Linked DNA regions of Homo sapiens: region 2 is linked to region 1. The links are chromatin contacts, found by Hi-C or POLR2A ChIA-PET in ENCODE. All regions are on one chromosome and are shown on one strand. The core of a region is the stretch at or near the end of the contact, and the rest is flanking DNA. Distances in the headings are between cores, read along the strand shown.

What was found. A loop is a pair of places that touch in the nucleus more often than their neighbours do. ChIA-PET counts read pairs that join two places held with the same protein, here RNA polymerase II (POLR2A). Pooled maps may share reads with other maps.
Region 2: a loop to region 1 is called in a map of B cell, with 5 times the contacts of the local background. The contact joins two enhancer-like sites. A Hi-C loop is called at or near these places in 1 of 168 maps with a recorded cell type or tissue (B cell), 1 of 37 single-sample maps with no recorded cell type and 4 of 50 pooled maps. POLR2A ChIA-PET finds 5 or more read pairs at or near these places in 1 of 52 experiments (RWPE1).

Annotation. Positions count from the first base shown.
Region 1 is chr6:10,532,767-10,539,109 of GRCh38, reverse strand. All of the region lies in intron 3 of GCNT2 (glucosaminyl (N-acetyl) transferase 2 (I blood group)), which reads right to left. Among named protein-coding and RNA genes, the nearest start is that of GCNT2, 15 kb to the right of the region's middle. RefSeq lists enhancers at 4,409-4,738, 4,859-5,108. Within about 2 kb of position 4,654, at least 5 of the 41 ENCODE cell types and tissues checked have a DNase peak (open chromatin) inside an H3K27ac peak, as active enhancers do; they include B cell, where a contact is called at or near this core.
Region 2 is chr6:11,458,827-11,464,943 of GRCh38, reverse strand. All of the region lies in intron 1 of LOC105374928 (a long non-coding RNA gene), which reads right to left. Among named protein-coding and RNA genes, the nearest start is that of TMEM170B, 76 kb to the left of the region's middle. RefSeq lists an enhancer at 4,533-4,722. Within about 2 kb of position 4,048, at least 7 of the 41 ENCODE cell types and tissues checked have a DNase peak (open chromatin) inside an H3K27ac peak, as active enhancers do; they include B cell, where a contact is called at or near this core.

The DNA.
Region 1 (6,343 bases), core at 3,405-5,904:
GCTACTCTCCAACTCTAATAGAGAGTAAACAAATCTTTAGACTATTTTTCCAAACCATTCACCAGTCCACTTAAATCTTAAATGCATTCTAATTGATGTCATCTGACTATACTCCAGCTGGGCCCAACCCTTATTTTTTTCTTTCTCATCAAACTACTTTTAGCTTCCTCAGTATAAAATTAAGATAGGTCCCCATAGGAAGAAACATTATTTTTTGGTTTTAAAAAGGAAATTGCTACCTAAAGGAGCAACAGAATATTAAAACAGGGTCATGTCTCTGGTTATTCCTCTGAGATCCCAGAAGATGGTATAATTGGCAAAGCAAAACTATTTATATACATTATCATTATTATGTAAGCCATTTTTGATGGTAATATATATGGATACATAAAATGCATACAAATCAATTAAACTACATATTGGGGCAATTTCTGATCTGGGGAAATTACAATCTTTTTATAAACTCAAAAAAAAGTCAAAATCATTAGCAGTCCTCAGTTGTGCTGTGTCACTTTATGACTTTCAGCAACTAAGCCTGTTATTCCATAACAAAACATAGATGCCATGAGATCTATCAGGGTTTATATTTAAGGTGTCATGGGTATAAATTCAGGAAAGAATACAGACGGTCCCTGACTTATGAGAGTTCAACATATATATATATATATATATTTTTTTTTTTTTTTTTTTTTTTTTTTTTTGAGACGGAGTCTCACTCTTGTCGCCCAGGCCAGAGTGCAATGGTGCGATCTCAGCTCACTGCAACCTCTGCATCCCAGGTTCAAGCGATTCTCCTGCCTCAGCCTCCCGAGTAGCTGGGATTACAGGCGTGCACCACCATGCCTGGCTAATTTTTGCCTTTTTAGTAGAGACGGGGTTTCATCACGTTGGCCAGGCTGGTCTCGAACTGCTGACCTCAGGTGATCTGCCCACCTCAGCTGCCCAAAGTGCTAGGATTACATGCGTGAGCCACTGCGCCTGGCCTCAACTTATAATTTTTTTTACCTTATGATGTGTGAAAGCCATGAGCATTTAAGTAGAAACCATATTTTGACTTTTGAATGTTGGTCTTTTCCCAGGCTAACGAGGTGCGGTAGGATACTCTCTCATGATGCTAGCAGTGGCAGGCCACCCCAGCTCCCGGTCAGCTATGAGATCATGAGGGTAAACAACTGAGACTGTACTCTATAGTGCACTGTATTCAAGAAATCACATGACATAGACACCACTTTATTATAAAATAGGCTTTGTGTAAGATGATTTTGCCCATCGGTAGGCTAACAATGTAAGTGTTCTGAGCATGTTTAAGGGAGGCTAGGCTAAGCTAGGATATTTGGTAGATTAGGTACATTAAATGCATTTTCTTTCGTTTTCTTTGTTTTGTTTTTTTTTTTTTTTTTTTTTTTTTTTTGCGGCAGAATCTCCCTCTTGCCCAGGTTGGAGTGCAGTGGCACAATCTCGGCTCACTGCAACCTCCGCCTCCCGGGTTTAAGCGATTCCCCTGCTTCAGCCTCCCAAATAGCTGGGATTACAGGTGCCCGCCACCACGCCCGGCTAATTTTTGTATTTTTAGTAGAGACAGGGTTTCACCATGTTGGCCAGGATGGTCTCAAACTTCTGACCTCTAGTGATCCACCTGCCTCGGCCTCCCAAAGTGCTGGGATTACAGGCGTTAGCCACCCCACGTGGCCATTAAATGCATTTTTGATTTATGGTATTTTCCACTTGCGATGAGTTTCTTGGGATGTAACCCCGCTGTAAGTCGAAGAGCATCTGTAGTCTAACTTAGCTGGGAAGGAGGAAGAAGAAAGTAAGGATAGAGTGTGAGCCACAGAATGCCCGAAGAACAAACTCAGTGATCAGTGAAGAGGGAAGACAATGGTTAGCAAAGATAAGATCACTTGCAGATTAAACTCTTCCTTTCTTCTTCTAGGGAAGTGATTAATGCCATTGTTTTCTTGATAATCTACCTATTTAAAAAATGAAGTCTGTCAGGCCATTTACCACCTTCCTAAGAAACTGTTTCCCTGAGAAGAACTCACAGGTGGCCGAGAGTGGTGGCTCACACCTGTAATCCCAGCACTTTGGGAAGCTGAGGTGGGCAGACCACCAGGTCAGGAGTTCGAGACCAGCCTGGCCAACATGGTGAAACCCCATCTCTACTAAAGAGGCAAAAATTAGCCAGGCGTGGTGGCGGGCGCCTGTAGTCCCAGCTACTCAGGAGGCTGAGGTAGTAGAATCGCCTGAACCCGGGAAGCAGAGGTTGTAGTCCCAGGTACTCGGGAGGCTGAGGCAGGAGAATTACTTGAACCCAGGAAACGGAGGTTGCAGTGAGCCGAGATTGCGCCACTGTACTCCAGCCTGGGTGACAGAGTGAGACTCCATCTCAAAAAAAAAAAAAAAGGAACTCACAGGTGTCCCAACTCTCTGATTTCCTTTTCTAGAAGTTGACAAGAGACCGGGCACGGTAGCTCACGCCTATAATCCCAACACTTTTGGAGGCTGAGGTGGGTGGATCACGAGGTCAAGAGATCAACACCATCCTGGCCAACATGGTGAAACCCCGTCTCTACTAAATATACAAAAAATTAGCCGGGCACAGTGGTGGGCGCCTGTAGTCCCAGCTACTCGGGAGGCTGAGGCAGGAGAATGGCGTGAACCCGGGAGGAGAACTTGCAGTGAGCTGAGATCACGCCACTGCACTCCAGCCTGGGCAACAGAGCAAGACTGTCTCAAAAAAAAAAAAGAAGAAGTTGACAAAAACCGATATTTCTGGCAGATATAAAAAAACAGAGATTGCTTAAGCGGAGCTAATAGTAAAAATCCCCAAATCTTCCTCCCCTTCAAGTCTGTCCATTCGCCTAGCATCTCAGAAGCTCTGTGTGCTCGATTGGTTTGGGGAATATCAATTCCCTCTGCACACAGTAAGATCCCAGCCACATCCCTGGGGCTCAAGGATGAGTTCCCAAGACCACCTTGATTCGGATCTGCCCTTCTCTGCTCCCAAATTTGCATCTCTCAAGGTCTCGGCACCTGGAACCTCAGCATTGCATTTTTACATATAGAGGAACTAACGGGATATATCAGCCTCAAACAGTGACAAAGAGTAAGGCCAGTATGGACTCTACAGGAAATAGAAATACAATGAGCCACCCACATTTAGGGTTCAGGGGAAGATGCCTGCCATGGAATATCCAATAGGGCTAGTCCGCAGGCTGGCTCCAGGGGAAAAACAAATTGGAAGCAGGGAGGGTCTGTCTTTCGGGCCCTCAATCACCCACCAGGTATCTTCCTTTCTCTATTCCTTCCCCTTTGGACACCTTGGCACTCCTTCCTCCCACCGCCCACAAAGCCTGCTCCCAGGAAAGGCTGTTTTTGCATTCATTCCTATTTTAATGTGAGTTTGAAACAAACTCCCATGGAGTTATATTCAAAATACTCCTTTGTAGCAAGTGAAACAGAAATCACTGGTCAGTTTTGAAATGTGTAAAATTCAAGGCACACATGACCAATGGAATAAACTCACTGAATGTCCCTATTACAGGCAGAGCCATCCAACCCAGAGGATCAATAATAACTCAGGAGGAAAGTGGGAGGTGGATGAACTTGCATCTTGGGCTTATAAATGGAAATCATCCACAGCTGAATCACACAAGAAACTAAAAGGCATGCCATCTTGTTGTGGACCAGATTAAGGGTAAAAGACGGAAGTGGGGAGAGGAAAAAGGGAGGGCAGGAAGCCCTAATTTCATAACAGCTAGTGAGGCTTCTTGGACATCTTTAAAGCCATATGTGAACCCCCTTTCTGTAACACTGTTCTCCTCATGGGCACCTTCACCTGAGCAGGCCATGCAGAGAGTCTTATCCTCTGAGAGGCCTCCAGAGGACCTGCTGGATGGACCATGTTTTTGTCTGTTTTTGTTTTTGAGATGGAGTCTCGCTCTGTCACCCAGGCTGAAGTGCAGTGGCGCGATCTCGGCTCATTGCAACCTCCGCCTCCCAGGTTCAAGCGATTCTCCTGCCTCAGCCTCCTGAGTAGCTGGGGTTACAGGCATGCACCACCACACCCGGTTAATTTTTGCATTTTTAGTAGAAACGGGGTTTCATCATGTTGGCCAGGCTAGCCTCAAACTTCTGACCTCAGGTGATCCGCCCACCTCAGCTTCCCAAAGAGCTGGGATTACAGGCGTGAGCCACTGTGCCCGGACCCATGTTTTGTTTTGCTTGCTTATTTATTTATCCATTTTTTGAGACAGAGTCTCACTCTGTTGCCCAGTCTGAGGGTAGTGGTGCTATTGCAGCTCACTGTGCCCTTGACCTCCTGGGCTCAAGTGATCCTCCTGCCTCAACTTCTCCAGCAGCTGAGACTACAGTGCATGCCACCACGCCTGACTATTTTTTGATTTTTTTTTGTAGAGACAAGGTATCTGTGTTACCCAAGCTTTGCTTTTTTAAACCACATGACCCTGCCACCCTGGTCACAGCTGATTGGACAACTTGGGGCTACATAAAGGGCAGCTGCCTGCAAAGACGTCAGCCGCAGCCTGAGAGGTGGTGTGGAATGAGAACGGGGATCCTCATTGTTTAATACAATGGCTGCATGACCCAAGGCAGGACTCTCTGGGGACATCTGAATGGGACACAGAGAGCACTTGCTGTCAAGAGAGCAGCATGGGCCAGGCACAGTGGCTCACGCCTGTAATCCCAGCATTTTGGGAGGCCAAGGCAGGTGGATCACCTGAGGTCAGAAGACTAGCCTGGCCAACATGGTGAAACCCCGTCTCTACTAAAAATGCAAAAATTAGCCAAGCGTGGTGTCATGCACCTGTAATCCCTGGTGCTGCGGAGGCTGAGACAGGAGAATTGCTTGAACCCAGGAGGAGGAGGTTGCAGTGAGCCAAGATGACATCACTGCACTCCAGCCTGGGTGACAGAGCGAGACTCCATCTTAAAAAAAAAAAAAAAAAAGAGCAGCATGGAATCTGGCAGATACCAGGGGAAGACATAGGAAGTAGAACCCACAGGGTGGAGGAGCCCATAAACCAGGGGAAGTGCTGAAGCACAGGCAAGAATTTCAAATAAAGTAGAAGCAGGCAAAGCAAAACCAGCAGAGGTGGAGACTCTGCGACATGAGGACGGCCAACGTCTCGGTGCTGCTAGGGCGGCAGAGCCTGACCACTGCACCAGCAATGAGGATGCGTGGTCCACCTCCCCTGCCTGTGGTCGCAGCCACAGGCCACAAGTAAAAGTGATGTTTCAAACTGAGTTAAATAAAATACATTCTTTTTTTTTTTTTTTTTTTTTTTTTTGAGACAGAGTCTTGCTCTGTCACCCAGGCTGGAGTACAGTGGCATGATCTCAACTCACCACAACCTCTGCCTCCTGGTTCTCCTAAATCGCTGAAGCGATTCTCCTGCTTCAGTCTCCCGAGTAGCTGGGGTTACAGGCACAAGCTACCACGCCTGGCTAGTTTTTTGTATTTTTAGTAGAGTTGGGGTTTCACCATGTTGGCCAGGCTGGTCTCAAACTCCTGACCTCAAGTGATCCGCCCACCTCGGCTCCCCAAAGTGCTGGGATTACAGGCGAGAGCCACCACACCTGGCATAAAATACATTCTTTAAATTCATATTATCTGCTTCTTTTTACTTCTTTTAATGTGGCTCCTGGAAAATCTAAAATTTGATTTTAGATCTATGGCTCCCATTATAGCATTCCTATTGGGCAGTGCTGTTCTCCCTTCCCATGAGACCACTTCAGCTGTGAGATGTTTTTCTGGACTAATTTTTTTTTAAATTTTTATTTCTGAGATGGAGTCTCACTCTGTCGCCCAGACGCGAGTGCAGTGGCAGGATCTTGGCTCACTGCAACCTCCGCCTCCCAGGCTGAAGTGATTCTCCTGCTTCAGCCTCCCGAGTAGCTGGGATTACAGGCACGTGCCACCACACCCGGCTAATTTTTGTATTTTTAGTAGAGATAGGTTTCACCATGTTGGCCAGGCTGGTCTTGAACTCCTGACTTCAGGCGATCCACCCAGCTCAGCCTCCCAAAGTGCTGGGATTACAGGCGTGAGCCACCACACCTGGCCTGGACTAGTTACTTTACAGAATCCTAATCATAATCCCTCAATCATGACAATGAATTGGAACAATCTCAAAATGTCCCTCGCACACCTGCCAAAAAAAAAAAAAAAAAAAAGCAAAAACCACAACATATACACATCAACCAGAAGGACCCTTACAACGGAAAATGGCTCAGATCTCCACATAGCCGGAATAATAATTAAACAAGACAACCCTTAGGTTTCTAATTCCCTAACCTCCTACATTCAGCCCTGCCTCAGGTC
Region 2 (6,117 bases), core at 2,799-5,298, 930 kb before region 1:
CCAGCCAACATATTTCTGTTTTTTGAGATCACATTCTTCTCTTGCCCCAAAAGAGTGAAGAGAACTAACATTTATTGAGTACCTACTATAAGCTAAGCACTTGACAACATTATTTTCTTAATTTTCCACAACTGAGTTAAGTGGATGTTATTATTCTCATTTTCACATAAGGAAACTGAAGCCAAGAGGATAAAAACTTGGTCAGTGTTATCAAATAGCTGCTGGCCGAGCTGGGATTCCAATTAGTTGTGTGCAACTTGAAAACCAGAGGACTTTCTATTTTATGCTGTTGCACCATTTTTTTTTAAATTTTATTATTATTATACTTTAAGTTTTAGGGTACATGTGCACAATGTGCAGGTTAGTTACATATGTATACATGTGCCATGCTGGTGTGTTGCACCCATTAACTCGTCATTTAGCATTAGGTATATCTCCTAATGCTATCCCTCCCCCCTCCCCCCACCCCACAACAGTCCCCAGAGTGTGATGTTCCCCTTCCTGCGTCCATGTGTTCTCATTGTTCAATTCCCACCTATGAGTGAGAACATGCAGTGCTTGGTTTTTTGTCCTTGCGATAGTTTACTGAGAATGATGATTTCCAGTTTCATCCATGTCCCTACAAAGGACCTGAACTCATTTTTTATGGCTGCATAATATTCCATGGTGTATATGTGCCACATTTTCTTAATCCAGTCTATCATTGTTGGACATTTGGGTTGGTTCCAAGTCTTTGCTATTGTGAATAGTGCCGCAATAAACATACGTGTGTTGCACCATTCTTTAACAATATTGATTTGGAGTTCTAATGTGTCTCCTCTTATTGCTGATTGCCAAAACACCCAATCATATACTTTCCCATATACATCTATCCATGTATGTCCACAGTATCATGGTGAAGTGCGTGAACTTTGGAGTGAAACTACCTGCATTCAAACACCAGCCCCGACTAACTGCATACACTAGGCAAGGGACTTAACTACCCAGACTCATTTTCCCATCTGTAAAACAGTTATGATGATGATAGTGTACGTAGCTTAAAAATGGGGTCTAGAACATTTTAAACACTATGCAAGTGTTAGCCATGACTGTTTTATCAATAAGGGTGGAACTTTTGGGTAATATCCACTCAGTGAATCTTGGCTGGAACAGTCTGGGCAATGAAAATTTAGTGCTAAGGAGTCCAAGATTTAAATTTACATCAACTTTTAGACTGGCTAAGCTTTCTTTCTGCTCCATGCCTACAGATTCTCTAACTCCACTCAGCTATATTAATGAGTATCATGGATCCAAAGGGATCCCTGAATTAGAACAACTGTATGCTCTCTACAAAACACATGACTTCCTGAGGATCATAGAGTGGGTTAGTCATGCAACGGAATATGAGCCTTTTAGTGTTAGAATTAAATACACTGATTCTACGCCCCCACTCATAGCAGCATCATTCACAATCGCCAAAAGGTGGAAGAAACCCAAGTATCCATTGACAAGTAAATGGATAAACGTGTGGTATATTTATACAATGGAATATTATTCTGCCTTAAAAAGAATGGAAATTCTGACACACGCTACAACATGGATGCACCTTGAGAGCAAAATGCTTAGTGAAATAAGTCAGTCACAAAAGAACAAACACTGTATGATTCCGCTTACGTGAGGTACCTAAAGTAGCCAAATTTGTAGAGAGAGAAAGTTGAATTGCAGTTGCCAGGGGCTGTGGAGAGTGGGAAATGGGAATTGCTTAATGGGCATTGAGTTTCAGTTCTGCAAGATGAAACAGTTCTGGAATTGGTTGCACAACACTGTAAACATACTTAACACGACTGAACTATACACTAAAAAAATGGTTAAGATGGTAAATTTTATGTTACGTGTATTTCACCACAATTTAAAAATATCATTTAAATACTGATTTCAATCAAACCAACTATAGCGGTCACGGTGGCCACCAATTAGCGGGAGGGTATTCTGTTGTTTCTGATCTGTGAGATCTGATGAAATTATCAATGCTTTTCCCTGTCAGCAGCCAAGCTCAGTGATATGCCGCAGCTGTTGCCTGTGTTCCCCAGTACGAGAAAGAGTCTGGGCCACCCACCTTTGGCCTTTGATTCTTTGCTAGGGGAGCCACAGATATGATCCTTGAATTAAGGAGGACGTGTGGAGAAAATGCATGTATGCATCCCTGAGGTCACCCTGCTGAACCCCTTTACACATGGCAGAATGAGTGGCAGTGTTAAAAACTTCCATGTAGGTCAATAGTGTCAAATCTCATGGTTGTCAAATGGAACATTTTTGTTTCTGATGACATCGTTGGAGCTCCAGGAAATAGCCTAGGGTCTCTGTATTTGAATCCATGTTTTCTCATGGCATGTGAATGTCAAGTCTGCAGTCTGGAACATGGGCAATTCCCTCAAGCAGAAAATGGTTGCACTCTCTCATTAATTAGGACCTATTCAGATATCTATGATCAGTGGTTTCAATATGAACCCTTTAGGTTAGAATTGCTGCCTATCAATTCTTTTTTTTTTTTTTTGAGACCGAGTCTCGCTGTCTCCCAGGCTGAAGTGCAGTGGCGCAATCTCGGCTCACTGCAAGCTCTGCCTCCCGGGTTCACACCATTCTCCTGCCTCAGCCTCCCGAGTAGCTGGGACTACAGGTGCCTGCCACCACGCCTGGCTAATTCTTTTGTATTTTTAGTAGAGACGGGGTTTCACTGTGTTAGCCAGGATGGTCTGGATCTCCTGACCTCGTGATCCGCCTGCCTCAGCCTCCCAAAGTGCTGGGATTACAGGCGTGAGCCACAACGCCCAGCCTATCAATTCTTTCAAAGTGTGTTTAAATTACACTAGTATGTGTGAGTTGCAGATCTTTCATGTTTTCCAGGTGGGAGGGAGAAGGAGAGAGGACAAACATTTCATGTTTCAACACAAATGAGTCTCCTTCAAGTCCAGTGTATTAATTAACAACTGGTTATCCTTAAAAATTGTAGTATAGTGTAAACAGGAATCTATTTATTTCACTAATTAATTCATTTATTTAGACATTAGCATGAATTCTTTATTCTTCCCTCTCTGACTACCTACACATTTCCACTCCCACACACACACGTGTGTGATAAAGTGTGTGTGCATAGTACATCCATCATATAGTACAAGGAAATGTAATTTGAAACAACGACAACTTACGCCACTAAAAGAGTAGACATTTTATCTCTGATACTTTTGACACCTACTATTACAGGCTTATTTCAAGAACACAATTTTCAAATACGTTGTAGTTGGCTCTACAAAAATCAAAATGCAAAATGACAGGTTTTTTTTTTTAACCCCAAATGTCTTATGATTCAAACCCTCTTGAACAGTGTAAGCCACTCTGAAGATCAAGTGCCACCCGTTACGGGAAAGGGTACAAAAGACCTTTGACCTGTCTGCTGCTGGGGAGTTTTGGCCACATCTGGGATTTCCATCAGCACTCACCTTCTTCGGCTCATGAAGAGGCCATGGCAGGTGTTGGTTAAAGAGGGGAAGTTGCTTTCAAAAGACTGAGATGAAAGAACTACTAGAATCAAATAGCTTACTGTAAAGACTGATTCTCTTTTGCACAGTCCTAAGAAATGACCTGTCCTTGGCCTTCCAAGATCTTGCTTCCAGAATATCAACCTGTCAGGACGGGAAAGAAGCAATAGCAGGTGAGACCATCTGAGGCGATCAGAGGGTCTTGATGGCAAAAACAAACTGACTCTATCCCTTTCCCAGACCCCAGACTCCCAGCTATGGTGGGACTAAGAATGCTGAATGCTGGTTCTCAGGCCAGTGAACCTAAGAAACTGAAGAGCACAAAAAGTGCTCTTGGCAGAAACTATTTTAATAGTGCTCGAAATACTTTTAATGAGAAGGGGAAGCAGGAACTTCAAATAAAGTTTCTCTTTTGCATTCCACCAAGAACAGATGTTTGCTTTATTCAAAGAAGTTTCATGGGGGTGATTTCATGCATAGCTAAGAGCAGCAGTAGGGTTTTTTAGCTGTTAGAGCTGGGGTTGATTTACATAATCAGGGTATTACCGCTCCTGTGGCTTTCTACCTATATGCTATTAAACATATGTGTGCTTATATCTGTGTGTGTATGTGTGTGTGTGTTCATAACGCTGGAATCAAGTAAAAGGTCCACCGTCATTTCCTCATCATTCTTGGGAATATTTACAGTATCAGGGCTGCTCTCTTATCCTCCAGCTGTAATAAAGGCAGCACTTTGTACAAAATATCTCATTTAATTTTTATGACAATCCCATGAAATAGGAATTACTGTCCCCACTACATAGATGGGAAGACCGATGCTTAAAGAGGTTGAATACACATGCTAAGGTAGCATAACCAGGAGGTGGCAGAGTTGGGATCTGAGCTGAGGAAGTCCAGGGCTCTCAATTACACTCCCACAAGATAAGGAGCATACATTGTACAGGCTGCACAAAGTCATGAAGAAATCTTGGGTAACCATCTGCAAGCCCATTTACTGATTTCCTCCCTTTAATAGGGCTGACCCACAAGCCCACACACTGTGGCATCCGCTCTCCGCTACCACTTCACCCTGTGTCTCTCTGCTTATGCTGATTTCCGTCCTTTCCAAGATTAGCATTTGGCCTGCCTTCTCTCTATGGCCTCACTGGCCAACCCTGTCAGCAATGTGCCCTGAATAATAGAATCAGGCATAAAGTCCTTGCCCATCTTTCCTAGTAGAAAGGGGATCCCTCCATGGACTTCTGGAGCTGTCCCATTTATGTAGCCATAGCTAACTGCCTAGTCTCTTCTTTCACCAGAGCTCCATGATACCACATCCTGTTGAAAATGACACAAGGAGGAAGAAAAAGTCCCTTTAGGTGGTAGTCATCAACTTTTCCTTTCCACCCCCTCCAGTATGTCTTCATTCTTTCTCTTTCAGCTCTTCAATTTACTGGATTTTTTAAGAGGCTGTGCTCTGTTGCTATGTTCCAGATAGGTAGGTAAGTAGGTAGACAGATTAGATAGATGGATAGATGAATAGATTAGATAAATAGTAGATACATAGATGAATAGATTAGGTAGATGAATAGATAGGTGGATAAATGAATATATTAGACACATGATAGATAAGATAGATAAATAGATTACATAAATAGATAAATAGAAGATAGATGAATGCATTACATAGCTAGATAGATAGGTAAATGGATGGATGGATGGATGGATGGATGGATGGATGGATGGATGGATGGATGGATAGATGTAGATGAATAGATGGATGGATAGGTGAGCAGATAGATAAATAGATAGATGCATATTCTTGGCTTGGGTTACCCCAGAAGCAACCTGAAATAAGAATTCACATGCAAGTAGGAAACACTAGTAGGGGAATAGAGAAGTGAGAAACAGGCAAGAGAAGAAAACCAACCAAAGGAGAATAATCAAGAAAGTTACCACTGAGGGCAAATGAAGCTGAATTCCACTGGGGAATTCTGAGAGACAGTGTAGAGCCTGCTACTCAAAGCGGACCATCATCATCATCATCATCATCATCATCATCATCATCATCATCATCTGAAGCTCTACCACAAATCCACTGAATCAGGATGTGAATTTTTAACAGGATCCCCAAATGATAAAGTTTGTAAAGTACTGAGGTAGAATATGCCTCAAAGTTAATCAGATGAAGGGGTGAGAAAACTGTGATAGTCATTACTAGCTTCCCCCTTAACACTGCTTGTGAGCTGTTTCTGAAGTTAATTCCCCTGCACTCCTGGCTTAGCCTTTGTATGAGCAGGGCATTCATGCCCCAGTGGTCAAAAAGGAAGTCCCCAGACAGAAAATCAAAGGTATTAGCAGGAAGCGGCCCTCAACATGCACAGCTATTACAAGTTCAGCTGTTAAATAGTTAATCTAAATATGATATTAAAACTGAGGTTAAATTATAATAATAAAAACAGCCACAACTCTAATGCTGATTCAAGGTTAAAGATGCATTAAATAGATTGAAATAAGCAGGATTTCATTTAGGCATTTATTCTCAAAAAAGCAGTTGATTTACCTAGTAGAAAAATAACCATTATCACAATTAACTTTAGGAAAATTCAATTAAGATTAATAT